7 separate regions of the Mus musculus genome follow, and all the other regions are linked to region 7. Evidence: chromatin loops called from intact Hi-C (ENCODE). Cell type or tissue: left cerebral cortex. All regions are shown on one strand. Links, peaks and the distances in the headings refer to the core of each region. The heading gives the core; the rest is flanking DNA.

What was found. Hi-C counts contacts between places; a loop is a spot of excess contacts. Peaks named below come from ENCODE experiments on the same cell type or tissue, not always from the same donor. Only the 100,000 strongest peaks of a DNase experiment are listed, where the experiment ranks them.
Region 1: a loop joins it to region 7, with 10 times the contacts of the local background. A loop is called at or near these places in 22 of 42 quality-filtered maps.
Region 2: it touches region 7 in a loop (10-fold over the local background); 2 of 42 quality-filtered maps call a loop at or near these places.
Region 3: it touches region 7 in a loop (3-fold over the local background); 5 of 42 quality-filtered maps call a loop at or near these places.
Region 4: it touches region 7 in a loop (8-fold over the local background); 22 of 42 quality-filtered maps call a loop at or near these places.
Region 5: it touches region 7 in a loop (3.0-fold over the local background); 16 of 42 quality-filtered maps call a loop at or near these places.
Region 6: a loop joins it to region 7, with 2.6 times the contacts of the local background. A loop is called at or near these places in 7 of 42 quality-filtered maps.

What each region holds. Positions count from the first base shown.
Region 1 is chr11:36,524,896-36,529,245 of GRCm38, forward strand. All of the region lies in intron 2 of Tenm2 (teneurin transmembrane protein 2), which reads right to left. Among named protein-coding and RNA genes, the nearest start is that of Gm33585, 170 kb to the left of the region's middle. In left cerebral cortex, for the core only: a CTCF peak has its summit at 1,702 (motif pointing left); DNase peaks (open chromatin) are centred at 1,697 and 2,761.
Region 2 is chr11:36,488,640-36,492,989 of GRCm38, forward strand. The region is part of intron 2 of Tenm2 (teneurin transmembrane protein 2); the gene reads right to left. Among named protein-coding and RNA genes, the nearest start is that of Gm33585, 130 kb to the left of the region's middle. In left cerebral cortex, for the core only: a CTCF peak has its summit at 1,674 (motif pointing left); DNase peaks (open chromatin) are centred at 238, 1,599 and 3,853.
Region 3 is chr11:36,672,655-36,677,004 of GRCm38, forward strand. The region is part of intron 2 of Tenm2 (teneurin transmembrane protein 2); the gene reads right to left. Among named protein-coding and RNA genes, the nearest start is that of Gm51889, 23 kb to the right of the region's middle. In left cerebral cortex, for the core only: a CTCF peak has its summit at 2,452; DNase peaks (open chromatin) are centred at 2,469, 3,281, 3,968 and 4,101; H3K4me3 peaks cover 1,687 bases; H3K27ac peaks cover 1,697 bases.
Region 4 is chr11:36,530,485-36,534,834 of GRCm38, forward strand. All of the region lies in intron 2 of Tenm2 (teneurin transmembrane protein 2), which reads right to left. Among named protein-coding and RNA genes, the nearest start is that of Gm51889, 160 kb to the right of the region's middle. In left cerebral cortex, for the core only: no CTCF peak of the experiment used is centred there; no DNase peak of the experiment used is centred there.
Region 5 is chr11:36,043,324-36,047,673 of GRCm38, forward strand. It overlaps Tenm2 (teneurin transmembrane protein 2), which reads right to left. Exons shown (of 29, transcript NM_011856.4): 23 at 3,444-4,318. Among named protein-coding and RNA genes, the nearest start is that of Gm42072, 48 kb to the left of the region's middle. In left cerebral cortex, for the core only: a CTCF peak has its summit at 2,514 (motif pointing right); DNase peaks (open chromatin) are centred at 2,545, 3,736 and 3,963; H3K4me3 peaks cover 361 bases; H3K27ac peaks cover 343 bases.
Region 6 is chr11:37,184,061-37,188,410 of GRCm38, forward strand. It overlaps a transcript of Tenm2 not described here. Among named protein-coding and RNA genes, the nearest start is that of Gm51890, 200 kb to the left of the region's middle. In left cerebral cortex, for the core only: a CTCF peak has its summit at 2,261 (motif pointing left); DNase peaks (open chromatin) are centred at 2,269 and 2,725.
Region 7 is chr11:36,218,824-36,223,173 of GRCm38, forward strand. Tenm2 (teneurin transmembrane protein 2) reads right to left here. Exons shown (of 29, transcript NM_011856.4): 6 at 2,585-2,707. Among named protein-coding and RNA genes, the nearest start is that of Gm46251, 57 kb to the left of the region's middle. In left cerebral cortex, for the core only: a CTCF peak has its summit at 2,606 (motif pointing right); DNase peaks (open chromatin) are centred at 1,889, 2,108, 2,619 and 3,264; H3K4me3 peaks cover 279 bases; H3K27ac peaks cover 791 bases.

The DNA of each region.
Region 1 (4,350 bases), core at 171-4,170, 310 kb after region 7:
GTCCTTTGCAAGTACAATAGGTGGCTCCTAACCACAGAGCCATCTCTCCAGCCTCCAGGACCTGCTAAGAAAAGCCTTTGCTTTATACAGAAGATTTAGAGAGGCTAAGAAGCCTGCTCAAAGTCACAACACAAATACAAAGAAAACCAGGATTTTCTTCTCAAAGCTTCTTTTCCAAAGCCATTCATTAAGGCCACTATTGGGGAAGAAAAGACACACCAGAGCCCAACTGGAATGCTGCAAGAAGTTTTCTGGCCCTGTTAACAGCAGAGGTATCAGTGTATCAATGATACAAGATGCAATGAGATGCTTAAAGCAAGACTGGAAGAAGGGAAGGTTGGAGGAACCCCTGGTCCCACTCCATGTCAATCACAGTGTGGAGAAAGCCTGCTGGGACTTTCACAATGTGAAGGACTGTGGTTCTCACTGTCATCCTGGGACACCTGAACACTGGTTTACAGCCGGCTTGGGCACTGTCTTTTACATTACATCCATGTGCTTGACAAGTGAGGCACACATCCAATTTTGGTAAATGAAGGCTTGTTTTCTTTACAATTTATTCATTCATCAATTATTTACAGAGCTTGGCCTGGGTGGCAGAGTTCTACCAAGTATGAGGGACAGCAATGAAGCAGATACTCATGGTCTTCAACCCTGGGAACTCTTTTGTATGAGAGGGAAAGAAGACCACCAAATACCTTAGAAAAGGTGCCCTGAGAGAAGTTACCAGGAGGTACTAAAAATAAGGTTGCTGGACGGTTCTCTGAACACCAGGTTGACTTTCACTTAGCCATTCATTCCTTCATGCAACAAATAACTTGTTAGTTCTAGGACCCACCAGTAACTTAAGGAAAGAACCTCTAGCCCAAAAGACTTGCTTCTTTATAAAGGATGTAGGACCTATAGACGTTGTTCTCAACCTGTGGGTTGCGACCCCTCAAGAGCCTAATGACCTTTTCACAGGGGTCCCCGAAGATCTTCTTCGGAAAACACAGATGTTTACATTATGAACAGTAGCAAAATTACAGTCATGAAGTAGTAATGAAAATATTTTATAGTTGAGGTCACCACAGCATGAAGGGTTGTAGCATCAGGAAGAAAAAGAACCACTGCCCTATAAGATAGAAAGAAGCACATGGCGCAATACCTCAGCATGCGAAGGGAAACTGAATAAGGAAGAGGCCCTTCTTTACTCTGGAGTGTACTGGATGGTCAGCCATTCTCTCCAACTACGGAAATGAGATATTTGAGTAAAGTATGTCGGACATGAGCTACAGGTGTGAGAAACGATGTGGGACTGTCAATAAAGGTCTCTGAGAGGATGGATGCTTGGTTTTGTCTAGCCCTTCACGAATTCAAAAGCTGTTTCCTGAGCACCTACTATATGCTTGCACCAGGAAGTCAGTAGCACAGAAGAAGCAAGCAAGGGAGGAAACGAACACGCATCTAAGGTGACAGGGCACTGACACAGAGGAAATAACGACAAGGATATGGATGGAAGAGGAAGAATTCCTTCCAAAATTTGAAGGACACAGAGAGGTCTGGGACTGCAACCAAAGGCAGTGGGCAGAAGAGATGAAACAGATTTCGAATGGTGGAAAGACTCTCTTGTCACTCAAGGACTCTCCCATCTTATCCCCAGAGACATGGCAGGCCCGTGGAGAGCTGAGACTTGATCTGGCTGTACCTCGCGCCCTCTGGTGGCCGTGTTGAGAATGCACTTATGGAGGAAGGAGAGACCAGAACAGAGATCTAGAGAATAAAGGCATAGGAAAGAAACCAGACTAACCCCCAGAATAAGAACCCCGTCGAGCAAGGCCTGGGTACCATGGCGTGAGGATTCAGGTGGGATAACTGTGGCAGGGCACCTGAAATTTATTCCCCATATTAAAACCACATATAGATGCCAGGATTCAGGATCCTTGGGCAAAGGGCCGCCCACTCATTTTTCTGTGCTGAGTGGGCCGTTGTCCACAATGGGACTAAAAGTGAGCTTTTAAAGGCATTGACTAAAATGATGCCTAATTCTTAAATAGCATTCCAATAGAGTTATAATTACTTAACACACAACCTCATGTGTATTTAACGACAGATGCGTTGACGACTGTGCTCAAGTCCTGCAGGGATGAAGAAGTCCCAAACTGTCATTCTAGCTGCAAAGAGGGTTGTAGCTGGCTGCCTCATCACACCCGCCACGAAGACATTGCCTCATTTCTCTGCTGACCCACACTGGAAGGAACGGAAGACCCAAAGCCTAAATAGAAGCATATTTAAGAACTCACAAAGCTAAGCTTCGAATCTTGCAAGTGCCATCTCTTCTACTGTTTTGTAATCCAAAAGGAAGGCTCCATACATTTTTGTTACAAAATAATACAGAATCACTTTGTTGGTGCTCTCTCTCTCTCTCTCTCTCTCTCTCTCTCTCTCTCTCTTTCTCTCTCTCTCTCCTTCCCTCTCACCTCACCTCTCTACCCCTCTTCCCCTTCTCAACTTCTCTCCCTCTCTCTTTCCTCCTCTACTCCATCTTTCCCTGAAAATAAGGAGTGCCCCGTTCTGACCACACTGCATCCTTATCTTGGAGCAGTCCCAGTGACTCTGCCCCAAGAGTGGTTTATCTCTGCTAGGTGAAGGGATGGGGCTCAAGTGAGTCCCCTTTCCAAATATTAACAGCTAATCATGCAGCCAGCAATAGCCACATGCTTGCTGACACCAGTAACTGTCTGCTTGTAGGAATCAGCGCCTGAGGGAAGCCAGAAGGACACAGCTGAGTTTCTCTGAACGAGTCATGTAGGCTACAGGGTGACACATGGGGCTTGGTAGCGGGAAGCTGTGAGGGGAGAGATTCCCCTGACATCTGCTGCTGCTTACTGGTCCTGGGGTGAGCTCTCCTTGGCATCTTTGAGGTGTGTGTGTGTGTGTGTGTGTGTGTGTGTGTGTGTGTGTGTGTGTGTGAAAACTGACTGAGAATTTTGTGTCTGGGTTAATTTAATTTCAGAGCTAACGCAGTCACAAGTAATGGTTCCCAAAACATTATGAAATGTATTTATCTGATTTGGGGGAAAATCGTTCTCTCCAGTCCTATTGAAACAGAACCCAAGGCATGCTAAGGAGAATAATGAACTCCCAAATATATCCACATCTTAATTTGTAAACTTGCGAGTATGTTATGTAGAATAGCAACAGGGGCTTGATGTTGATTTCTGATTATCCCCATGGGTGTTGCTGCTAGAGATGGGAGCTTCTCTTGGATTATCCAGGTAGTCTCCTCTGTGGAGAAATGTTCCTAGCTTCATTCAAACAAAATACGTTAAATAACAGAAGGCCAAAAAATGTCTTCACGCTAGTTTAAGAGGCTGAAGAAAGAGCTGCAGCAGCCCAATGTGAGCAACGAGAGTCTCTGGCAACAGGAAGGGAGGGGTTTCCCCTGGAACAGCTGAGAGGCAAGCAGCACTCTTCAATCTCAGACTCTGGCCTGTGTAACTTCACCTCTGCACACGGAAGCACAGCTATTAACTGTGCACACTTCAGGTATGGGCAGGGCAGAGCTGCTGCGCCGGGCGGTGGTGGTGCACACCTTTAATCCCAGCACTCCAGAGACAGGTAGATTTCTGTGAGTTTGGAGCCAGCCTGGTCAAACTGAGTTCTAGGATAGCCAGGGCAACACAGAAAAACCCTGTCTCTAAAAACCAAACCAACTAAACAACCAAGTAAATAAATAAATGAACAAGCAAATAGGTGGACAGTTTAAAGCCAACGTTTGTGGCAATCTGTCCCAAGAGTGATGCTGAAATTAATGCCCGTGAATTTTAGTTGTTCTTGGCACAAAAGAAAAAGCACTCTGAAATATTTCACCACTATTTATCAGTGATACAATATGCTTATAAAATTTTCCTGAATGACAATAATGAACCATAGGCACTAATTTTAGTCTATATGGAAATTAAAAATAGGAGTGACGTCAAGCAAATGATGAACAAAAGGCCTCTAGGCCTGCAAGTTTCTCAGCCTATCAGTTAAAAGAGAGCTGGCATTACCAACATGCTTTTAAAAGGGAAGTAATTGGGCAGCTAAAATACAGGGGTTTATATGTTAAATATGTATGCTTATTTCCCACCAAATTTCCATTTGCTATAGTTTATTGTAGGTTTCGTTCTAACACAACACACACTCAGCTCCCTTCTCTTCTTGGTAATGCACATTACATGGGAGTAACTAAGGGAGATTAAAGCAATGTTATAGCATGTAAATAACGATAAATCATCACCCCCTCTTCTCCGAGCTCCTACTTTCACTCAAAAGTGCTAATATTAACTCAATACCTCTACTTAAATTATGGCCTCCCATTCAACC
Region 2 (4,350 bases), core at 72-4,071, 270 kb after region 7:
ATCCTGAGCTGTGTGCACCTACACGTGCAGGTGTGTGTGTGTGTGTGTTTATGTGTGTGCATGCTTCAACTGAGAGTCACTTTTGATTCCCTTCCAAAAAGGCCATCTGAGAGTCAAAACCAACACATTCTTCCAGTGAGGCCTGAGTCAGACACTGTGTTTCTTTCTGCCTCACTCTTTCCAGCCTGGAGCCGCTTCTCATGGCACACAGAGCTCACTGCTGAAAGCAGACAAATGATTCTAAGTGGATGAAACTTTCCCAGGTGCTTCTGTTGTTGGAAGTTGTCTTCCTGGCACCACGTCTGTTTCCATCCCTGTTCTAACAGATACGTGAGAATTTCTGGATACAGCTACTGTGGGAGGCGAAAAGGCAAGGCTTCCAGAGCTGCTTAGAAACTAGGTGGGAACCTCCAGTTTCCTCTGGGGGTGCTGGGATAGAACCCTGTGAGTCAGGAACTTCTAATACAGGACTGCTGAGGTACTCATGGCTCTGGAGTAGCATTAGGGAATAAGACGTTCTCTTTCTAATTTGTTAATAATCCAAAAGTAATAGATTAGCCATTTAAAAACAACAACAACAACAACAACAACAAAACAAACAAACAAACAAAAAACAAAAAACAAAAAAAAACAAAAAAACTCCTTTTTTTTTTGCAGTGATATTACTAACATTATCATAGGATATTATTTTCAGAGGAAATTTGTTCAATCAAAGTCCATATTTTTTCTAAATAGAAGATCAGAACACTTTGTGTGTGCGCGCGCGTGTGTGTGTGTGTGTGTGTGTGTGTGTGTGTGTGTGTGTGTGTACTTGTGTGTAACCTCCTTTAGGCACTTGTCAATTGACAGAACACTGGATGTGAGCTGAGCATCCACCAGGCACTGGATAAATCAGAGGATACATACCAAGTTTCTGCTCTGTTGGAGTTTGTGTATAGTGGTTGAAAGAAGACAGATAGCTTCTCAATAACTAATTACATCACTTGATAGAAGGTCTTAAGTACCATGGAGGGCAATGAGGGAATAAAATGAGTGCCAAGAATATCGAGAGTGGAGGAGAGTGTGAGAGAGGGTGACCTTTCAGCAGTGTAGAAATGGGAGAATCAACGCCCTCCTTTACTTAGCTATCAATAGTCCTGAACTTCGGTGTCACAGTGATATATTTTGGGTCAGCCCGTGCACATAAAGGTGTGGACGCGACCAGAAGCCAGATTTAGGGATAGCTATGGGTATTAACATTTATTCACATTCAGGGGACCCTGTTAATACCTACCTAGCAGGATAGCCTGTTAATTACCCTGTAATTACCTTCTGGGCCAATAATTGAAATTCTAATAAAAGCAAGAGAGAAAATAAGCAAAGAGAGGATAATCAGAAGAAGCCAGGGTCATCCTCACTTAGGTGAGTGCCAAGAGCTAACTCAGAGACTATATAGAAAACAATTGCCTTCTGCCGAGGTTCCCACACCCTCCGACAGTGTATTAAATTCTTTTCTTGTCTGACATAAAGTAATAACAGAGAGTCGTCGCCGTCCCGGGCCACAGAAGATGGGATGGCTTTATTTCCCTTTTTTCTAGAAGAGTGTCACAGTCTTCTGTTTAAGGATACAAGAGCAGAAACTGGACCATGTCAGGACCATGTCAGAATTTACTGCCCCCTAGAGGAAGGAAGGGGAAAAGCACTGCGGAGGGAATGCAGCAGGGGGAGGTAGAACTGGGAAAGAGGCTTTTATCTGAATGGTCAGCTTCAGGCTCTCCTCCAAGGAGAGTATAGCACAAGAATAAGGATAGCTTAAGGAAACTCATGGATAAAGTGTGGTCAGTTTCTCAAGTCTGAATACTCATCAGATACACAGGTGGAAGGACAAATAGGAACAAACAAAACAAAACAAAACAAAACAAAACAAAGGACACAACTGAATAACTTCTGTCTCCAGGTGGGTGCCCATCAGCACCTTAGTAAAGTAGCTGTTGTGTCTCTGAGCTTGTGGGAATATCCAGCTCATGGCTTTTTCTCAAGGAGTCTCGTGGGGCAACAGATCACACACACCGTGCCTCCTCCCAGACCCATCATCTTATTGAAAGGGGGATGAATTCCAACCCTGGCCGGCACATCAGAGACCCCAGGCACATCCCGGCTTGTCCGGCATGGTGCAGTCTACATTCCTGTCCCATCTGTCCTCACACCCCAGTGACTCACACCCAATTCTCACCCGCACCCCCTTCTTCAGCATCCCTGGGAACTTAATCTCTATCCTCGTGAACTTTTATGACGGTGTAAAAGGTTTGAGACAAACTGCAAGTTTTTCTATTTATGTGGAATCACAGTCCTTATAAAAGTTTCCATCTATGGAATAAGAGTTCTAACAGTGAACAGTGATTGTGCTAACATTTATTTAGCTGGTAGTACACGCTGGGAGCTTAGGGGCATTTAATAATGCGCACTGACGTGTTCAAAGTCCTTTGAACATATTCATATTGTGTCTTCATGGAGACAGAGAAGTTAAGCAATTAGCTGGTTAAGGAACAGCTAGCAAAAGGCTGAAAAAAAAAACCACCCATAGTTTGAACCCAAGACTCTGAATTTAGGCTTTTATCCTTGACCATGGATTACCATACCTAGGCAGTACTGATGCCAAGTATTAAGCTATCCACAGTAAGTTCAGTATGGAAGACTGATGGTGTTGGTGAAGATGCAGAGAGCTAGGCGGTGGTAGGGGTTGTTTGTTTGTTTCTATAGTCTACATTATCAACTAAGGAGCTAGCACGACACTAGATGACACCCGGACTGGATGATATGGGAAGAGTTTAATAAGGGAACTATTTAGAGATGCAGTCAGGGTTTAGGGCAGCCAGAGGGATGCTGCAATGCTTTAAGATTAGCAGGTACTACTACCAACCTTCTGTGAGCTACACAATAAAAGGAATCGGGAAAGAGAAAACCTTAGAGTGAGGGTACCTGGGAATGCTCGAGGACTAAGTGTTAAGTTCAGGGAAACAGCCAACCTGGGAGTCAGGAGTTCTGCTTCCCCTCACCCCACCCTCTGTCCTTTCCCTGACTTCTCATCCCTGTGAATAAACTGTGTTGGTATCTATAGGACAAAAGCATTGGACAACCAACCCACGGGGCAACTTTCCATATCTTGGGGGTCCCAGGGCAATATGAAGGACAGACAGACACTGCGCAGTGCAGTCTCTGTCGGGGTAAACTGGGGCAAACCTCACCCTCCCTGGGACTCAATTTCTTCATCATTATAATGAGACAATTAGACCACATGTAATTTACACTGCCTTCCAGCTCTGACATTTTAAAGTTTTATGAATCCAACCTCCAACTACTTCCCAAGAGATCTTCAGAATAACTTCAAAAAATAAAATAAAATAAAATAAAATAAAATAAAATAAAATAAAATAAAATAGAAGTCTGAGAGGCAGCCCCCACATGCATGCTCACATGCTTTGCCCTGTCACAGAGAATGCCGGAGGACTAGGTGTGGTTAACGTAGGAGGGCATTTGTCCATCTGACAGGTAACCAGGACACTGTTAAACGGTTCAAAGAAGATGATAGAGAATGAGAAAATAGTCCCAGCAAAGGACCATTTTGCACTTTAATGCACTATAAGCTCTTTAAGATGAAAAGCAAAGGCAGGGAGGAAAGTGGGCACCACAGCAACTCTGGAAAACCCAGAGATGTGTCGTGGGTTTATACGGATATCTGTGTGATGGCAATTCACAGGCCATCCATGCACTTGAACCAGTGGTCACATGTTGCCGGGCAGTGAACGTGTATGTCTGGCATATGGCCTTGGCTGGGGACAGCTGGCATAGGGAGTGGGAGGAGGGAGTGTGCCTCCACAAGTCATATGGGGCTTGTCTAAGTAGCCTTGACAATGTGCTCCGAGCTGCTCACTGGACTGATGCTAGTCTTAAGGTTTCTTGCTGAGACTCTTGAGAGAACACTCTGTGTGTCCAAGCAGACAGAGACACTGGCGAGAGATGAGGGCATCTGTCCTCTCTAGCTTCTGGAGACATATTTACCCCCAGAGGCTAATGCAACTCAAGCATGGGGTCTGAAAAGACTGTTGGGATGGTTCCGAGGTGGTTTTTGATCTGCATGCTAGCTCCTCATACTCATTCTATTTAAACAAACGTAAATGAAGTGAGAGAATCTGCCTTTTATGTTCTAGAGACCCATGGGAGGGTCTCTAGATATTAGCCAATGACCAGATCTACAGATGATTTTTCTCCTCAAATGAGAGGATACTGTGGCAAACTTCTAGATCCTATAGACAACTGAAGTATATGTGCATGAATGTGATGGAAGGGCTAGCGAGCTGGAGAGGGGGTACA
Region 3 (4,350 bases), core at 227-4,226, 450 kb after region 7:
TCAGCAAGATGAAAACTCTCAAAGATCACACAAATCCATCATAATCAATGTCAGGAAACTGGAGATAAACCCGACGTGTATTGCGTCCAAATAGCAATAGCAAAGAGAGAACACCACGTCTTCTAAACCACGTGCCTCGTCTTTAACCAACGGTGAAGGTTTTTCTTACAAAGGTATGAAATAAACATACCCATACCAAATCTGTCTTAATGAGTCCAAGACATCTCCAGCACACACAAGAAGTCGCAATAATTACAATAGCATCCACATTCACTCTTCTCAGTTCTAGTTCTCAACTTTACAACCAGTGACTGAGCTAATGCAAGGTGCACTGGCCTCCAGCTTTGGGGCCAGGCATGCACTCCTCTTGTCCTAGCAACATATCTTTAAAAGTGAGTTAATACGGTCGCAGCATTGATAGCTTCAGAAGGTTGCAGTGTAGCTGGAGAAGAGAGGTCATCTAGACAGATGTTTCAGAGAATCCTGGGGAAAACTTTACTGTCATGATTCTACTCTTTTCTTACTCTCATACCAAGTTTCAACTAGTCTGCAAACTGCCTGACATCTTTCCCGTGGGCACCCCAAATTTGTCTGGTCCTTCAAAGCCCATTACTGGCAGTAGCATCCCTCATTGCTTGGGGTCTATGTTTCCTACATGCTCCATCTGATGGTGCTGTCCCACAATATTTCATGTTTTCATCTTCTTTCCTATTTCCTATTTCTCCTATGCCCTCAATCCACACCAGCCTATTCTTGCCTGCTCTGCTGAGGGACAGAGGGAGGCTCATTTGGTGTATTCACCAGTGCTTTCCAGGTCCACCCTGTGGCTTCCACTTCTATAAAGATGTCAGTGATGGGCAGACGTTTCTCTTTGTTGGGTAAGCTTGGGAGCATTTTACTCGTAGTGCTTTTGATATAGGAAGTACTTTATAGACGGTATGAGGAAAGAAGAGAGGTGCAAACAACAGGTAAAACAATCCCAGAAAATACAATCATACAGCAAATGTAGGCTATACTTTTTTTTTTTTTAAGAAAGGAAGAAAACAAGCCAACCACTACACATCAAACAAAATATGTACGTAAATCAACGAAGAACAAAGCTGGGCTGTCCTTACCTCAGTGGACTTCTAGTGCTAATTGCAAAATAGATGTACTTGACACTCAGGCCTTTTAAATATAAACTCTTTCCTTCCCAGAAAAGAAAGAAAGAAAGAAAGAAAGAAAGAAAGAAAGAAAGAAAGAAAGAAAGAAAGAAAGAAAGGAAGGAAGGAAGAAATGGGGGTTGTTATATTAAAACAGCCTCTGGAGCATTTCACACCTCAGGAGTGAAAAGTGCAGAAGAAATACTTCAATGCATCAGGAAAATCCACCAGCACAGAGCCATGTCTGCCTAAGGTAACAGGATCCAAAAGCTATCCGACGTAGGTCGGACTCTGTTTCTGTGCGAAAGTGGTTTTGTGATGCCCAACAATCCCCTTCTGTGAGGGGAAAAAAAATACATGCCCCTTCTCCACTGAAATTGGTTAATTGATCATATCTAAAAACAAATATTCCCATAGACAGAGGTCATTGGTTGCTTGAAATTGCATCAGTTCCTGTCTGGGTACTAGAATCCTGGGTTCCCCTGGGATGTCTTTGTCATTTTATCAGAATGATTATCAGCAGAGTAGTTCCAGCGTGGATCCCCTCAGCTTCTAAGCGCTTGCTCCTGTTTGCTTTTGCGTTTCTATTTCCCCCATCAAGCCGTGTGGCTTTTGCTTTGTCAGTCTGGCACTTAATATCCAATGTTAATTACATTTCCCATTCTGAGGAAAATCCTATTGGGCTAATTTTTCAACATCATATAATGAAAGAACTTCACTGACAAACCATGTAGGTTTTCGATTTTTGTTTTTTGTTTTGTTTTTTTAACTGGTACATCTATTAAGAACTTAATATTCAGTGGGAAAACAGTCTCAGAGCAATGAAATTCTATTACTTTAGAGGTTGCATGCTTTTAATTTCTTAATATTTCATTACTTGTTGGCAACTGGTGCATATTTTTATAATGCGTTTGATCATTACTCTTCTCCGGGTACTCTATTTCAGCTCTTCCTCTGACATCATATTTGCATGTTAAAGGGTTTTTGCATTCAGGGATGGGATGTTCTGAATAGCAATGTGCAGCTAACTTGATTTAAAACAAAACAAAACAAAACAAAAACAAAAATGGAAAACAGCAAACAGACATCATATATAGGGCCCAAGGAGGACAAATTGTCATTTACAAATCTAAATCAAGTTTGAATAGCTTTCTATAGAAAGACATAAAAGGTAATGATACAATGTAATTCATTAATTAGCAAATTAGTTTGGAGAGAGGGCTCTGATTCTTTGCCTCTTGTAAGTCTAGTTTTTCTTCTCTTTCCTGTGGGGGGTGGAAATAATCTTTTCTTTGCTCTCCAGCAACATCTACTGGAAAAGTCAGAAAAATGCTATTTATATGAATCAGATAGTTTGAGTAGGGATACCACTGATTGCCATCTACCCTAAAGAGTGCCACCAGCCAGCCGAGATGCCACCGGGTTACAGGGCAACTCTCTGCATGCACTTTAGTCCTGTGTCCTTCTAGGAGAGAGACAGAGGCTCATGTGGTGGTAAGTGGACAAGGTATAATTTAAAACTTATGACTGCCTCACCTTGAGGAAGTCATTTTCATATACAGAGGAAGAAAATATATGTGATAAAGTTACGGTACCTGGGCATATTTTCTGAACCCGTACCACTCTTTTAAAGCATAATCCTTATCATTAGAAAAAAATTGCCGGGGGGAGCGGTGGAGGGAGAAGAAGAAAAAGAAAGAAAAAAAAAAAGCCGTCAATGTTTAGGTGTACCAAGAATCAGAAAAGAGTTCATTCAAGAAGGCAGCACAGAGAAAGAATTCTGAAGAAAGCCACTTTATGATTCTGTCAAGTTTCTTAAGTTGAAGAGGAGGAAAACTACCTGTGAGGCTATTTTTTAAATTTGCCAGTGTCTACCAACACATCTACCCAGCATCCCATGGCTGTATGGCTTTTCCTGGATCCCATCTCTCTCTCTCTCTCTTCAATCCACAGAAAATAATTCCGTTTGCCTGCACCTGTACCGGGACCTTCCCAGGAAACTCCTACCCGGGATAAACTCTGGATGTTGTCCAGACGTTGTCTGACCAGAGCCACTTTCCACTTGTTCCTCCTTGCCCAGTACCGAGCCTGTCCCCATGCCCTCTCAAGGCTGAATCCATGAGCTGCATGTACAAGATGCCATTAGGTGGGTCTGGCAACACAAGATACTCCAGATAGAGGTGTTAAACAGCCAGTCCAGTTTGGAAACTAAGCAAGAAAACATTCTATCACGACACAAATGTGTGAAATACTATCTTTCTGTGCTCACTGAACTCCACAGAGCCATAGAAGGGCAGTTTTTCCTAGGGCCAAGCCTAGAGGCACGGCCATCACCTTTCCATATTCCCTTCCCAGGAAGCATTCTCTTTAATCAAACAGCACACTTGTAAGGAACTTCCCCTATGCCCACCAAGGTAATTTAAAAACCAACTTAAATACGTCGGGTAACGCTTGTCAAAAACCTGGATAGGACTCAGATTTCTGGTCACGCTTAATTTCAAAAGTTGGCTTATTTGTATTATATTTCTCCATTCTCAAATATCAGTTCATTCATGCCGGTCACAATTTCATTTTTTTTTTTTTTTTAACAGCAGAGGCAATGAAAACAAAATCCACCAAAAGTGAGATTAACAGCAAATAGCCCAAACTTTAAAAACAACATCTGCGGCCACAAACACCCTGTGCTGAGAGATGATTCAAGGATAGAGCATAGTCTCTGTTTGTTCACCGTGAAAATAGATACGAGCCCTTTAAAGCGTCATCCCCGAGCTTGTCAAAGGAGAAATGCCACCAGATACAATCCAGAGTTCCCATTCATAGCGCACAAAAGGAATGTCCACCTAAAGCTACCTCTAGAAGAGCACTACAGGTATCCTAGATTTGGGGGCTTAAATCAAAGTTCCCACTTGAGTCTCTAATTAGCCCCCTCTGCCATTAAGGGGGTCTCGAATCCAGAAAGCTTTATCCAACAGCACTTCCAGAGTTAACTCCCCCTCCAAACTGTCATAACTCGGTTCTCCTAATTATTTACTGGATGCCTCTCTAAGGCGTGCCCTCACCTGATGTTTTAAGTTCATATTTCATTTGGGACAACACTTAGTCTCCATTTAGAAACCGTCAACCTGCCTCAGGTTCAGGAGATTCGAGATGCGCCTCACCCACAAGAGCCAAGCCAAACACACCCAAGCAGCCAGACTTAAATAAACTC
Region 4 (4,350 bases), core at 128-4,127, 310 kb after region 7:
AACAATAACAACACCTCTGGACACAATCAAAGGTCTCTGGTGGGGTGGGAAGTGGGCAGCGCTGCCACTTGGCTGAGAACTCACTTTGTAGAATATCTGCTGGGACAGGCAGAAGACTTTCTTTTGCGTAGCCTATTGCAAATGTTTTGGTTGCTGGAGTGTCTACTTTCTGCTAGTTAGAACACTACGCTTCAACAGCAACACGCAGACTATTTACTGCCTCTCATTCTGCACTGCTCTCAGCTCATCTAATATTCATCTCACCTTGTCCCTCTTCAGAGGCACAGCCTCTCCCTCTGGAAACCCAGCTCCAGATGTTTAAAGCTTCCCTCTGCTCTTGAGGAACCTCTGAACTCAAACCCTTAGGACACTTCTCCATCCCAAGTGCTGTCCTAAAATCTTAATTCTTGTCTCCAAAGAGCATCTTGTCTGTTTAGTCCTTTGTGACATGTCACTGAAGCCAGGGGTATTGATCCAAGGAAAGGACATGACATCATGGGGACTTCATAAGTGTTTAGGCCAATCTACTTCAAAACGTGGTCCCAGTGCAAATCTCCCTGGAAAGGTGATGCATGTTTCATTAGCAACGGGATCTCTACCTGACAGCTTCCCTCTTCTCTTCGACTTTACTGTGCTTCTGATCTGTTCTTGTGCTCTTGGGTGAATTCCTTCCACCTCTCTTCAGGATGCTGTACTTCGTAGAGAGGCATTACTTGCTCCCACACTAGGAATGCTAGAAACTTCACCAGGGACCACACATCCTCACTGCTAGCCCATGTTTCACAAGGTTTGTCTTTAAGTCATATGCAAATAAGCTAAATATGGGGTGGAGTCTCACCATGGTGCAGATTAAAGAAGCTGGAATTCAGAGAGGTTGAAACATCGCTGGTAACCACATTATCAGATGGTTAAAAAGGAAAAAAAAAAAAAAAGATGACTCAAACTACAGATGTAGTTTACATAGTTTCCTAACTGGAGCCTGCTCAATGATGCTTGAAAGTTGGCTTATCTTAAAATTTGGATAAATCCTGATCCATACACCCATATTTTTCCATTGTGCAATGGATACAATAGTTCAGACACCAATCACTACATGTCCTGTCCAGGAAACTACAAGGCTAGCCTTGTTTCGTATTGCAGCTCTGCAATATCACCAATGCTTGTCCTCATTGTGATCATCTGGAGAGACTCTTCTTAGTGACTTCCATGTGCACTGTCTTGTGCTGAGGGAGAGGGCATTGTTGTGGAGATATAGACTGAGCCATAGAGCAACTGTGACTCATCCCTCACTAGCCTTCCTGTGAGGCTCAGGCATAGGACATAATTTATCAGACAGTGAGCTGAGCATTGTTTTACACGGGTCCTTGAGTGTAGAGGGGAAGTGGAGAGTGGAGTCCGCCCCCGAAAGAAATGTCAAAACACACCAAAGCAAACTGGTCCCAGCCCCTGTGTGCTTTTCTCTGCAGAGGTTGTTGAAAAGTCCTTAAGGTTTGATGGAGGAGACCAACATGTCTCACTGGGTCAGGAAATAATTGTGATATGATACCGAAAATTGAATTACCATCGGAATGCTAGACATTTAGACTTTCAGACTGGTCCAGACTCTGAAAAAAAATAACTGGTATAATCTAAAAATGCTTTTGAGACTTAATGATGCTAACATCTTGAAACATAAGTCAGAGTGTCAGTTTACAAACACAGGCCTGGGAGCTTCTAAATCGAACTTAGGGCACATTATAGTGTTTCAGAACAGGGTTAGGGGACTGTCGGCGAGTCAATGGACACCGTTCCCACCCTCACAGACATGACAGTTCTTATTCCTTTTTATCTCCACCTGTAGATCCAGAAATTGAGCCTCAGAAAGGCTCAGCAAGGACACGAAGCTTGTCAATCATGAAGCTCCGATTACTATCAGGGGCTCGCACTGAAGGTCACATTCATTTCCTTTGCCAAGTCCATCAGCCAGGAAGGAAAAATACTGCTTCCTCAAGTACCAGAAAAAAAAAAAAGGACTTTTGTATTTTAAACACTAATAAAACCTCCAAAAAGATGAATGACATAAGACTATAGCATCCTAGCTGAAGTGGATAAGTGTTCAGAAAGGCAAGTAATTTAGAGTATGAAGAATGTGCTGATGAAATCATTCATACTGGACTCTTTGGCTATTTTAAGTTGTTTGAGAATACGCTCAACCTCTTTCTAAGACATCTTGGAGAAATTCACATGGGGTAAGTGGCATCAGTTTGGGGTTGAGCTTATGAAGCCTTCAAAATACTAAGTGGAAGGGCAGGTAAAAACGCGTAGCAGAGAGGTCTCGGTAATAGAGAAGGATGTACAGAAGCTAATTAAATGGGGCTGCATGTAAATGTTACTCACTAGAGATCATGGAGGACTTCCTGTCCATCTGTGTCTCCAGATTTCTGGATTATGTACGCGGCAACGGCTTGTTTCAGAAAAGGGAGTTCACCAATGTGCAGATCTCCGCCCCCCTCCCCCACCTCGCTGGCCACTGGAATCCCAGGACTCAAGTAAAAGCCAAAAACTCTATTTTATTTTTGGCAGTTTCGGTGGCAGCCGGTCAACTCACTTCACTTATTAAAAACATAAATAAAGTGCAATGTATGTTTATTTATTTATTTAATGAAAACGTCACTTTCCTACCCTTCTCACCCCTAGCACAGAGTGCATTCTAAGGGTCTCCTGCCCCAAAGGGTCCTAATCTAGAAGTTGTATAAATATTGACAGTAAAAGCCGATGAGTGGAATGGCTGTTAATTCCAACTGGCATTAGCCCATTGCTGATGAAAACTTGGATCTCGGTGCAGGCTCTCAGATGAAAGACCTGGGAGTGATGTGTATTCCTCAGACATGACAGGACAAGGAGAGGTGGGAGATGAAAGCTGGAGCAGACACAGGAGCAGACTGTTGGAGAAGGCACGAATGCTAAAGAGTTGCCTTGGGACCTCCAGATACAGCCTTCCAGTCCTCCTTGATCCCATGGGCCTTGTACTCAAGGCTGCATGACAGGACCCACTATTTTCACTAAAAAGGACCTCCATACTTTTCAATGTTCCTGGGCGAAGGTGGGAAGAGTCTGTCACACTCCTGTGTGGCCCAGCAGGAACCCTCAAGCTGGCAGCACACGGTGTTGACTGACTGTGGGTTTGTTCAAAAGCTGGGAGAATTTTCCTTCACTCAAAGCTCGGTACCCGCACTTCAGTTCCAGCAATATGAATATGGCTACTTTCAATTGTTAACAATACGATCTAGAATTGCTCAAGAAGAGAATATCAGAGAGAAATGGCCTAGAGCAGGTTGCCCTGTGAGCACATCTGTGGCTGATTACCTTGATTATATTAATTAAGGTGGAAAGGCCTGCCTACCGTGGGTAGTAACATCCTCTAGACAGGAGATCTTGAACCATTAGCTGTATAGAAAATGACCCCCAAGCGAGTTGTATGTGAGTTAACTCATCCTTCTCTGCTTCTGGGCTAGGGGTTGAGTGTGACTAGTCATCTCAAGCTCCTGCCAAGTGACTTGCTTGCAATGACATACTGTCGTACTGTAACCTGGAACAATGAGCTGAAATCAACACTTTATCCCCTAAGTTTTTTTCATCAGGAAATTTTATCCCAGCAACAGAAACAAAATTTAGACAACACCCCATCACCCAGGTACAAGTCATAAGCCATTTTTCAACTCTGTCACAATCTTAAGAGACTGGAAAAAAACCCACATGCAAACATAAAATTCAAAATATAGGAGGTGCAGTTTAATGCCTGAGCATGTTCTTATCATATACCTAGATCCAATCCCCGGCACTAAACAATATCAAAAACAATGGAAACAAAACAGAAAATGACATGGGATTCCCATCATGCACTGGTAGCTACAAATGCTGCTTGTGGTACATGACCCCATTTAGCTGTAGCTCAGGGTTAACCCCTGAAGAGTGGTTTTTGGTCTGTATACTACTAGTGAGAAAATCCTGTGCTCAGAGATGGAAGTCCCAAACAAGAAGGTGGGATACACAGAACTGAGTCATGAGTCAGGGGCCTCTTGCTATGACTTCCTCTCTCTTCTAGTCACTTAGCAGAGAACCTAACAAGCCTTCTCCAGGCTTTCAACAGAAGCAGAAGAGATCAGAAGCAAGATGTATTGTGAGGGACCAAGACCCTCCAGACACGCCACTTCCTTCTTAGCATTTGAGGGAGCAACTTTAAAACACCCTTGCCTCAGCTACAAAGAACAGGGCAGCTCTGTCTGACTTGGTGCTAGAACAAGAAAAATCAAGATTCTTTCATAAAGGAACCATAGAGAAAAAGTGTCTGGGGCACATGGAAAGCCCTAC
Region 5 (4,350 bases), core at 218-4,217, 180 kb before region 7:
GACAGAAACCTAGGCGGCTGTCAAAATGAACAGCGTGGGCTCCTATTTATCGGCACGCATTTATGTGCACACTGCACGCACACAGACTCAGGGTTGAGTGGAAAAGGAAAAACAAAGAACATTTTGTCCCCAGCACATGCGTTTCCAAGCGTAGATAAGCATCTCTGAAAATACAGACGTATAAGTATTAAATGGTATTTTTCTGTGTGGGATTTTTGACTAATTGTTGTTTTATTCGACTATTCCTATAGTTTAGTAATTGTAGCTTCCTTTCATATTTTAGACGCATAGAAGTATTTTAAAATAAGAAAGTGATGCAACGATAATGTTTGGGCTTCAGGTGTCTTGCACAGTGCTCAGCAGCAGAGATCGACCAGGCAAGGACTGTGTTGAGTGTATTCTCTGGAACGGGAGCAGGACTTGAAGTCTGGTCCTGCGTAGTTCCAGGACTTCTGTTCTGGGCAGGCTGCTGCTGGCCACTCGTCTGAGAGGAGGAAATAGAGTTTCCACTCTGGGGGAAGTGGAGGGGAGGGCACGGGAAAGCATCTCCCAGGCTGTGTGGGGAAAGCATGCTCCCTAGCTTGCAGACTGACTTTCGGAGGAGGGGGGGAGGGGGTGCAGCTGCTTGTTTCCCCCACAACAGATATGCAGATTCAGCTCTCTCTATAGGAACCTCTGGACTATCCCTTTGGACTGAGAGCAGTGATAACCAGCAATGAGGTCTCTGTTTTACCTCAACAGACTTGGCAGGACCTTGGTGGCAGCCATTCACCAAACATGGAGAAAGTACTGGGGATTTGGACTGCAGTGAAATGGACAGCATTTTATGCCTCATAAATAGATAAAAAGACAAAGATTAAACCAAGGCTGCTCTTCTCTACTCTGGAAACATGGAGGCACGGGAGGATCCCCCAAAGCTCAATTCTTACATCTCCATTGTGGTTGGCTCTCCAAAAGCCACCTTCTAAGACAGAGGAATGTAACTGTTTCCAGAGTGAACCATTCCTGTTTGGAAGACCACAGAGCCTGCTCTTTCTATAACATAACTGCTGAACTCCATCCCACGGGAAGCCAGCATTTAGACTGTGTGATACCTGCTGGTTTTCCACTGGCTGGATATGGAGGAGTTGGCCACAACCACAGGGCACACATCATAGCGCCTCTCTTCTGGAGGGCCTGGCTTTAGGGACGTTCTATGTTTTATGCCTCTGGACCTCAGGATATGGGGACCGACAGAAGTGGGAACTGTGAGCAAGTACCAAGCACAGAGAGGACTAAAGTGCGAAGCGCACCCCTCAATTCTGCTGCTGACATATATCCCCGTCTAACACCCGCATCCTTCTTTAGGCAGGAGGGGCCGGAGACAGAGATGAGCTTTATTGCTTCTTTCCAGTCTTGTTAGCATCTCGTTTTTGTTGAGCTTCTGAATACCAAGGTTTGCTGATTTCTAAAGTTATCTAAAGCTAACAATGGACACCCACAACTCCTGTGCAGCTGATGCTACCGCCTGACAGATGTGAACGCAGGCGCTCAGGGAGGTTGAGAAACTTGTCCAATGCCAACGGGAAGCACATCTCAGAGCGGGCATCCACACCACTGCCTCCCTGATGCCGAGGCTGGGAGCTTCCTGGCAAGCGAGGCTTTGTCCTGCAGAAGGCTGTGCAGTTTGACATTCCCTCTAAGGTGGACTGTGGCCATCATACTCTATCTGGACTCAGTAGTCTGCAACTGGGGAAATTTTAATTCCAAGGCTGGGACTTCCTGGAACATTCTGGAACTGAGGGGAACATCTCACTGAAGCACATCCCATAGTTTTCTTCATTTCTGTTAATCTCCTTCTCTAGACTTCTGCAATCACTGTGTATGTTCACCTGGACCTTACACCCCTGACAGGAAGTGCAGCTTGTGTCTGAGTTTTTCCTTGGGAACCTAAGGAAAACTTGTATGTGTGAATCTCTCCACAACGGAAAATTTAGATGCTTGGATCTACTCACATTCTCAAGCCTATCAAATTAAAAGAGAAAACGTGAATCAGTTTCACTGTAACTCTTGATTAAACACTTCAAAAAAAAAAAAAAAAGAATCAAGTGTATATTTTCATTCGGCTGGGGACCTTTGGCAGCAAGCTGCCTCCAATCAAAGAGCTCATTTCTGTGGGATCCCTACACCCGAATTTCAGAACTGGACTCCAACCTAGGCCTAATTCAGGAGGGCCTCTGCTCTTCACTCAAGAGATTTAGCAGCTACAATGTATGTGTCTAAGGTCATTTGATATAACCGTTGCCAGAAGGAAGCGTCCGGGAGGTTTGTGGATTAAAGCCTTAACCCGACTGTGCTGAGAACTAAAGGTGATATACAGATGGTCCCCACAGAGGAAAAGAGCACTGGCTAGTGAAGGACGACCAAGTACCAGCACCTTGAAGGATGTGAAGCTGCTCAGAAGTCCCCATAAGCCCCAAGAAGGAAGACAGGACCAGGCAAACAATTCTGCAATGCAGTAAAACCGCCAGCAGGTGGCGACAGCTTCCTTTGCATTCTCCCAAACACACTGGCGTACAAACAGGAAGCGAACATTGTTGATTTAAGCGCGATCAACAATGAAGTCTTCTTTTTTCTTGTCCCACCCACCTCCATCTCTCTGTGGTATCCCCTCCCTAACTTACTAAATTCTCAGCTGGCAGCCACACGGAAAGCAAGCCAGGACTTGCTAATGTCTAACGTTCGCTCACTGCTGTGGAGAGCCCAGAGGCTGGCAGATTCCATTCAGTCTCCAGCAGGTCATTGGGGACTCAGGCTTAGTAGCTTCCTCCAACCAGCAGCTCTTAGGTTAATACCCGCAGCAGCAGGTTTGCTTGACCAAAGCCGCTTCAGGAGCTGGGGAAAACAGCTTTTTGGCAAAGCAAACGGTAGAACTATTAAGTATGAGATAATTGTTAGGGGAAATATGGCCAGCCCTCACATCTTTTAATATACCTAGCACTTTATCTGTATTGATCTGCTTCTGCTAAAGAGGAAATTCAGAGTTTATCTACCTGTCTGTGCAATCAAGTGTGTTGCTGGACCTATTGTTAAATCACAGAAGCCCCGCTGGGACCCTCCCTCTTCGTTTCTAATTTCCGCACCCATGGCAAACATGAATAATCAGTGGGGTTAATCAGCACTTTATCTCCCAGGTGCTGTGCGTGTCCAATATCCTGAAGTTTGAACGGCAAGCAGACAACAGGAATTCCCAATGCTGGCAGGGAGGATGCTCAATATCAGAGGCCCGACAGAGCAAATCATTTAGGAGTCGGGAGAAGGGACATGAATATCCTGCAGCTATAAGAAGTCATTAGAGTTAGCAAGACGTGACTAGGCAGTTTTAAAGACGATGCGAGTGGTTCATCTGGATGCCAGCTAGAGGAGGGGAGAGCTCTATAGAGATTGGTCAAAAGCCTACTTACTCATAAAAAGTTGTCCATCCAGTTTCATCACTCTTGGTGGCTAGGAGTCCAGTGTTCCCATCATAAGTCATGAGGCCCAGCTCCAGGTTCTGAGTGGACACGGCTTTGAGGCCTCCATTGGTGCCCACGGTAAGGGTGATAATCTGATTATCAGGCATGAGCAGGTGGCGGGGCATGCCACTGCTGTCCCGGCGGATCTTTAGGGAATTCCCGTTGTTGTCAATCAACTCGGTGACGTCATTGTCAGCGCTGTATGTGAAATTGTACAAGTACTCCCCAGTCACCAGACTCACAGTGTACTGATGGATACCATCAGCGTTGAACACGTACAATTCCTGTTCTCCCGGAGATGCAGCCTCATACTGGTTGAATGCGTTAAGAACGGGTTTATTTTTGCTGACCGCCCTGATCCGGATATTCCCAAGGTCTGCAATGTAGATGGTGCCATCTGGAGCCACGGCTAAGGAGGACGGCGAGTTTAGGATGGCGTCCGTGGCGTAAGCGTCATCTCCCGAGTAGCAGATGCAGTTGACATCGTTTTTGCAGTCACAGTCTGAGGCCGCCCCGGCTAAGAGGCAGATCTCTCCATTGGTGGTGACTTGGCGTAGGCGGTTGATCTTCTTCTCGTCCGTCTCAGTGATGTAGAGCACCCCAGTGTGAGAAATAGCAATGGCGCTGGCTGATTCCAGCGCAGAATGGATGGCGAGTTTGCTGAGCGAGTAGTCGATGCCGGGAACCTGGCAGTGCATAGGCCGTCCCGCGATGATGCTGACCTGGTGGTTCTCCGTGATCCGCAGGATGACGTTGTTCTCCAGAACGTACAGGGAGTTGTCCATGGGGTTGACGGCGAGGTCTGTCGGCCATTCTAGACGGACCTGCACACGACAGATGGCATTTCAAGAACAGC
Region 6 (4,350 bases), core at 164-4,163, 970 kb after region 7:
GCATCACACATACACACACATTCACACAAGCCCACTTGAATGCATACACACTCAAATGCGCTCACATATACACATACTCATACACACATACGTGCACACATATGCACACACACACAGACACACATTACTACACACTTTCCTTTTGTGCTAACACTTCTGTGTCTTGTCTTCCACACTGTGGACACTGTTCCAAAAAGCCCCTGTGCTTTCTGTGTTTATTATTTCTACCTTGCTGATGGTTTCCTGTTACACTGCTTCCATGAACTCACTTGATGTTGATTCTAGTATTCACACCTCAAGGTTTGTGCTGGGAAAAAAGTCCTTTAGATAAACATTTTTTTTTCCTGTGGGATCCCTGTATTCCACTATAAAGCAACTTGATGAAAAAAAATGGATAAAGCTGACAAAGACAACAGTGAAAAATTCCTTGGGCTGAATTAGAAAGAAAATGCATAAATGGCTCTGCGATGCCCCCATGATTTCTACAATTATGAAATACTGAAAGAAGAGAAAGAGTATAGTAATCATAGTTTCAATTCAGTTGGAGCTTGCTGCCCCCAGGTGAAGGCAGGTAAGGGGGAGAGAGGGAAAGGAATCCAATTCAACTTTTCATTGCTTGATTCATAAGCATATATACCAGAACAGTTCTCTTGGCCAGGTATTTATTAAAATCCTCACCCTGTCTGCTTATAAACAATTTGAGAAGTCAGACACTATAATATGCATAGCACTGTTCAAGCAGTGACCTTCTCAGCTGACTTTATTATGAGCTATGAAAAGCACTAGCTAATAAAACACAAGGGTGTTTAGTTTATTTCAATGATTTTACTTTCTAGGGGTTTCAGTCCCTTCATAAAGTCCTCCCACCAATGACCCTAACTCTTTTATGACTACCGCTGACAATACAAAACCCCAAAGCAAAGGCTCTAGGAACATGGGTCCCAATAAAGCTTGAGGGACAGCATTCCACCAAAATTCTAAGGGCAGGATTCCAGTTGCACCACTCGGCATCTCTACTGTGGTTTATTTGTTGTTCAATAATATACATGCAATTTCTTGCTGGTTTTACCCTTGAGTATGCATTCTACAAAAGCTCATAAAGTTCTTAAAATTAGCTATACCTGTAATCTTATAATATTCCCCAGACCGTGAGTAAAATTGTACTTATTCACTTAAAATTAATATCCTTTTCTTGGTTCTCTGTGGAATTCTGACAAAACATTGAATTTAATGCTCACATACCTGGGTGTTTTAATCCAGCAATCATGGCTATCTATCTTCTAACTATGGCAAAGCAAGATTAGACAATGCCCTGCTGTTCACAGCCTGATCCTGTGAAATGGACCTTCTTGGGGGTCATTTCAGTTCTAAGTAGCCCCGAAGACTCCAAAGCATTTTTTTTTTTTACAAGACTCACAATAGGCAACAGGATAAAATGAGGCAGGCTGAAGAAGGGTCTCTGATCTGAGAAACTCATTCATTTTGTTCTTGCTGTAACTTTAATTACATCTCTCTGTAAATATATTTCACAACTGAGGCAGAGACTCAAGCATGTAGACATCTGCACATTTATTAATTCAAGGAGGACATGGAAGTCATGGCTCAAGATTGATGTCTATCAAAATTCTGAACTTTTAAAATCTGTACTCTTGAACATCTGTCATAGCTTTGGTGGAAATCAAAGCTTCCCCAAATTAGTCATTGAACTGACAAAACAAATATCCTCGGGTATCTCAAATGGATGATATTTATGAGGCAGATATCTGGGATTCTGGGGATAATTACTACTGTGGGAGGCACCTTTCAGAAGATCTTACCCTTTTTCTGGGGCGGAGCTTTTCCATATTTAAACAGCAGTTTTAGTGGGTACGGGGACACCTCTCTAGAGAAGAGATCCCGAAGGCCTGGATGACTTTGAAAGGCTACATGTCCCTGGGTCCCATTGAAGTTTACAAAGTTAAGACTTGCTGGAGTGATGGCATGCAGGTTTCTGCATGGTAGACAACCCTAGAGCAGCGTCTGAAGCAAAGGTAGTAGACAGCCAGAAACAAGACTAGACGACCAGAGATTATGATCATCAGCTCTAACATCTTACTCCACCCCAGAGGATACTGCAGGTAGTGGTCCTCTAAGCAAGAGGAAAGAGAAGGTAAACGATGGGGAAGAAAGGTGTTTAGCAGGCATCAGCAATCATTCACACATTAAGATGGAATCTCTGGCTTTCTGTAGCGCTCCTTCCCTGTTCTTCTCAGGACTCTCCTGCCCCCTGCTGATAGAACCCAGCATTTCTTGTTTCTCCTTTAGGTTTTTGTTACTATAGAGACAGAAGCCAGGAGAGAGGCAAAGATGTAAACAAGGATCTGGCTCTAGAATGTGGGGGAAAGAGAAATGTCAGGAAGATGAAACAAACAAATGGGAGGGAAGAGGAAAAGAGTGAGTCCGTAGAGGACAGAGCCCCACAGTTCTTGGCATCAGGATCTGGGCAAGTAATAGAAAAATAAAGCTGGATACCTAGAAAACACAGAGGACATGGTGGAAGTAACAGGAGAGAGTGTGTGAGCTAGTCAGGGGCTAACCCATTGCAGGTAAATGAGAGGAAAATGCAGGAATGACATTGGCTTCTCTTCTATCGTTTTCCATTTACAAGTCTTCACCATCTAGGGGTGTAAACTAATTAATATGGTTTCGTAGACGCCAAAGAAAACCAAGCTGGCTTCTAGCTTGCACTGATTCACCAATCAGAGGTGTGAGCTTTTGAGACGGCGATGAGTAGGAAGAAATGGGTCGTGTAGAAAACGGCAGTCAGTCATGTGATCCTGGAATGTGGCGTTAGAAAATCATCATCTATACAGGATGTTCAGTGATTCTCTGGGAGATGTAAAATTTCACTGCTTTGATTTTGAGAAGCTATTGACTGTCTTTCTCAAAATGTAGAACAGGTAACTCACCTAGGTGGCTGCTTCTACCTCAGGACACTAAAGACAGAAAGGGATGAGAGGTTTTAGTACCTTAATAAGGTTCAGCCAGGTCCCTGAATCGCACCTGCCGTACATTGATCTTAGGCAGAAGCTTAAGCAAACCAAATTAAAATAAAGATTGTTGATTGGATATTGGAGAGGTGTTTGTGAAGATAATAAACCTGGGGTGCTGACTGTATGAAGGTTGTGAGAACAAGCAAAAGCCCTGGCCACAGGATCTCAGACAAACATTCTGCAATGGTGGCCATCTCCATTGGCAGTAATAACTTTGTCATGAAGATGGAAATACTACTGTGACTTTAGAGATGTACAGACTGGGTCTTAGCAGAAAAAGTGACTTGCCAGCTATCAGAAGGTCAGTAAAGAAGGGCTTTAGAGTTGTTGTTCACTTCTTTGGACTCCAGGACTGAATGTGGATCTGAAGTGAGTGGGTAGACATTTGATAGTAGAGATAGGGAGCTACCTGCCCCATATCTGCTCTGCCAGAATGGTTCAGATAAACTAAAATATTAATGTGACCATGTGGAGTCATCAGAGGGCAAAAGGGAACATTTAAATTCAGAGGTTGTTCCCTATTACCTTCTATGAGAAAAACACATGAGGTATGACTAATATTTAAGGCCAAGGGTTTAAGTGACTAGATAGTATACTTGAGAGGAAGGTAATATTTTAACTCTATTTCTCATACTAGAATTTACCACATCACAGTGGGGTGGGAGTTACTCAATCAAAGCTCATGATACCACAAATGCCCAGAGCATATATGACAAACAATAAAAGAGAATTTGCTGTCTGAGGTAGAATAGACAATACTGAAATATAATTCAGCTTAATTAAAGTGAGGGTCTGTAATTTTCATTCTTTACTGTTAAGAAGTTTAAGAATTGTTTTTCAAATCTCCAGCGATAACACCAGAAGATGTATAAACAAGAATACAGATTCAAAACTGATAAACGTGAAAGGGTTTTACTGGGTATTTTCATAAAAGCATTCTCATGTAGTAAGTTACAAAATTTAGATCTAGAAGGAAGCAGAGTGCACTCCCCAACTGCATGGTGGCATTAGTGATAAAGTTTGGTCTGGTGGATAGAGATGCACCTGAGCATGCCAGGATGCGTGTATGTGTGTATGTAAGGAGAGGTGGGGGAAGAAAGTGTATTCATTCATATATATATATATATATGTATATGTATATGTATATGTATATGTATATATATATATATATATATATATACACACACACACACATACACATATATGTGTGTCACACATATATATGAATGCAACACAAAGGTTGTATTACTCAGCATTCAAGAGAATAATGGTAACTTATGATCAAGGAAAATGGGGACGATGTATAAAATAAAATACC
Region 7 (4,350 bases), core at 230-4,229:
TTGGAAAATACCAAAGCCAGTGGTGTTATACAAGTTGGACTCTATATTTTAATGCACACAGGAAAGTCTAAGATTCTGGTCTCCCCAGATCACAATGAAAAAGATGTCCCTATTTGTTAGCCTAGAGCAGTGGTTTTCAACATATGAGTCACAACCCCTCTATCTCTGAAAATATTTATAGCGTGATTCATAACAGTAGCAAAATTACAGTTATGGAGTAGTAGTGAAAATAATTTTATGGTTGGGGTCACCCCAACATGAGGAACTGTACGAAAGGGTCATAGCATCTAGGAAGGTGGAGAACCGCTGCCTTAGAGACAAGTATTCCTAAGACTTGTTCTCGAAGGGGAGTTTTCCTCAGTTGTCTGGCTGTGATGGTGTGGGATGTTAAAGGGAAGTAGGGTTGGGAAATGGAGACAAAAGAAAAAGGGGCTATTTTCATTTCTGGGGGGCCTGTGAAGATCCCTGGGTTCAGGGTACTGTTTCAAAAGCATCTATATACAACTCCAGAGCCCTCCCATCTCCACATCCTATGATGGGATGATCTGCATCTTCACTTTCAGATGTGCATTCTAAGTTTGTTTGGTTGTTGACTTGTGGGCTAAAGAACAGCAGCGGGTAAATGTAGCAGAGACCCCATGAAGCAGGGCTTCTAAGAGCCATCCTGTTGGTCCTCCAAACCGAGGTAATTCTTCACCACAGGGAGGGAGCTAGCCAGTGTACTGGCTGTCATTTAACAGCACCCCTGGCCTTAACCCACTAGTTGCACCTCTTCCAATTGTGACAGTAAAAAAAAAAAAAAAAAGAAAAGAAAAAAAAACCCAAAAACAAACCCTTTTCAGTCATTGCCAAATGTCTCCCAAGGGGCAAAAATGAGAGCCATTGTTGTAAAGGAGAAAAGGAAGGAGTGAGGTCAAGTACTAGAGGTGAACAGATTTTAAAACTGAGGGCAATAAATTTGTCACTGGGCTTTGTGGTCAGCTGAAGCAGAATGTGGGCAGTTAGAATGTGGGCAGTTAGTTATTTTGAGATCTAGTTTCACCTACATAATAATGGGAAGCGTATCATTTCATCCTTAGATAAAACTTTTTCATGCTTACTTAAAGATGATTTAGCGTTAAGATTATGACGGATGGGAAGAGCGTTTCTTAAAGACTGAATGAAAAGGCCGAGGAGTCCTACCCAAAGGTGTAGGACAGCCCCGGGGAGACCATTAGCGTATTAGGGTAAGTAACACACAGCCAAGGCTGAGGAATTCTGGAGTCTCCTCGGGAGAAAGCACAGGTAGAGGAAAAGCCCACGTCCTGTCTGAAGATGCATATTACACAGTCCCGAATTCAAGTTTGTGCCTATCCTGTTTCATTTGGATCAGTTTCTAGAACATTCTGGGCCTGAATTTCTCAGAGATGAGATTCCTGCTCTTGGAGCTGAAGTTACACTATGTTATGTTGGATATGTGATAGTTATCCTTTCTTTTTCTTTGAAATATTCCGGCGGTGTTCTCCCCACCCTTCTCTCTGAAATGGACTGAAAAATTCTGTTTGGAGAAGCCCTTTTGATACAATCCCTTGCTTATGTGATTTCCATCCGAATCACTCAAACTGCCACCAGATTACCAAATGCCAGCCCTGTTAGCTGTGCCATTGGCTGCTCTTGTCTTTTAATTGCTCCTGTCCCCACCTCCCCATGGTTCTGTGTTTTTTTTCTCTCTGCTTTTTTAGCACCTTGTTAGCACCTATTTTTCTCCCCTACGCGAATACAGTCGCCTGATTGCCTCAATGAACACTCCTATTGTCCTCCTCCCGGCCCAAAAAGGGAAGCTTTGTTGCCAAGTTGTCAAAAGTCCTTTCTATTCTTTCCCAAAGCAGAACAGCTCTGTCTCTTTCAAGGCGAGCCAGGCGAGACTACTCCCCAGGGAGGTTGTATCTATCCTTGTGGGAGAAGGACCCAGACTAGTGGCCTGTACTGCCAGCTGCTTCCTGCCTTCTGATCAGGCAGGTTTTGGCTGCTGCTGCTGCTGCTGCTGCTGCTGCTGCCGCTGCTCCAGCTGCTGCTGTTGCTGCTGCTGCTTCTGCTTAGGCCCCGGAATGCTTTCAGGCATGCTACATCAAATCAGTTGCTGTAGATAGCATAGGTATGCACACTGCTTGGAGCAGGCGCTCTGCCAGATCCAAGTGACTCCAGCCAAACACAGCTAACAGACAGGAACAGCAAACAGCTTTTAAACAGGGGCACCTATGAAAGGCAGTCGTTTTTTTTCTTTTTCTTCTTTCCCTTCCTTTTCCTCTTTCCCTTTCTCTTTTCCTTTCCTTTCCTCTTTCCCTTTCTCCTTTCCTTTCCTTTCCTTTCCTTTCCTTTCCTTTCCTTTCCTTTCCTTTCCTTTCCTTTCCTTTCCTTTCCTTTCCTTTCCTTTCCTTTCCTTTCCTTTCCTTTCCTTTCCTTTCCTTTCCTTTCCTTTCCTTTCCTTTCTTCTCTTTTCTTTTCACATGCCTTCCACGACTTGGATTAAAAAACCTGTAGCAGCCATCAAGAGCCTTGACTTTTCCTGTGACCTCAATAGGGCAAGCAGCAGCTGTAACCTCACCTTTGCCTCCAGATGGCACTGTTGCCACATCATCGTTTCCTGGTAAGCCGGTCCTTACGCCATTGTTAAAGGTGTGTCCATCTGCCGGCTGGAGTTGCCAATTGAGTCCGAGCAGATGCATTGCTGCAGGAGAGACAAAGTAATGAAAGTATGAATAGATAATTCAGCAATGCAAATGTCAAGGGGGAGGGCCAGGTGCCTTTTTCCAAGCGACTGCCTTTTAAGGAAACTGCAGTTCAAAAATGGCTTGCCCCAGGCCGTCAGGATTAGCTAAAATATAGAAAGTGGCAATCTAAGAGCTTCTGTCTCTGCTTTGTTGCAGTTCCCAGCCTCAGGGGCAGCACCCCTTGTGGGAAGTGGAGGAGGGAGGCTGCATATAGGTCTTTATCTTTCAGGATGGGGTCACTCATCACTCGCCTGCTTGGCCACACATCTGACATGAATGCTTTTAGACAGGTGCACTGGCAAAGGCTGGGTTCACCCAGCTACTCAAAATGTGAGTCAAGTTCAGAAATAAGGCTACACTGCTCCCATTTGACCGACCCTAAAATGCCACCACAGCCAGAGGTATCTGCAATCTCTCCGGCCCACTTAGAGCATGCCTATCTAACTGTGCCAAAGTTTGAATATATATAATTTCTCCCTGTATTCATGATGAATGCATATCTTTTTTAGCACACTGTGAAAATGCTTAAGGTGTGTGTGTGAGCATATGTGTGCATGAATGTGTGTGCATATGTGTAATAGTGGTAGAGCCTTTTCCAGAAAAAAGCAAAACAAACACAGCATATTCTGTTTCCCCCAAGTACGGCATGAGACACAGATGAGATTCCCATAAGCACTTGCTCTCAGGAGACAGGCATGCATTCAGAGGTTGGTTTCCATGTACGCTGCCACCTCTGCCTCCAGGCAGCCTTCTGGTCTTGTCACTTAGCCTGTGCAGATACCTAGAGTGATTTTTAGAAAACTCAGTGTCCGTATCTCTCCCTGATGGATCCTGGTTGTATTGTTACCAAGGGGGAGGGAAACACCTCTGTTCTTTCCAGGCCCTCATCTAAGAAACGCTTCCTTTGTAAATAAATAAGGAATCCATCCCCTGTATATTTCCCACGCAAACAACAACTGTGCCCTGTCTGTCTGGCATTTCAATGGGCACAGGTTGATGCCTGCTGCCACATTCGTAGTAGCTCCGCAGGAGAGAAAGGGCTGTTGACAGGAAAGTTCTGAGTTTGAAGGTGGGGATGGGAGAAACAATTAACCACAGGAAACACAATTAACAATGCTTAGGAAATTGTTCACATAGCAATTAATTCTGCATGCCTACCACCACTTAAAGTCAGGCTCTATTCTATTAAGGTTAAAAACCCATCTTCACACAATGCAGCTTAGATTGATGGTGGCAGATTAAGATGGCAAGGTACCTGGGAGAGTCCGTGTCTGCTTTTCTCTCACAGGCTTCTCCACCTCAAGCCACATTTTCTGGCTCTCCATTTCCATGAGGTGCAAGGCCCAACGGTCGCAACTTTCCCAGATGATAAATACTAATAAGAGTAAGTGACATTTACTGTACTCTCTCCGTCGAGGTAACACCTAATTTTCTCCTGCAGTTTATCTGTTATATGTAGGTCACTTACTTGAAGAGACCAGATTCTATTGCCTCAAATAATGACATATTTTCACCATACAGAGGTCAGGAAATGAGAAGTAATCGTGGTTGCTTCAAGATAACGATAGCTTCTGATTTGTAATTACCAGGTGAAGGGAGC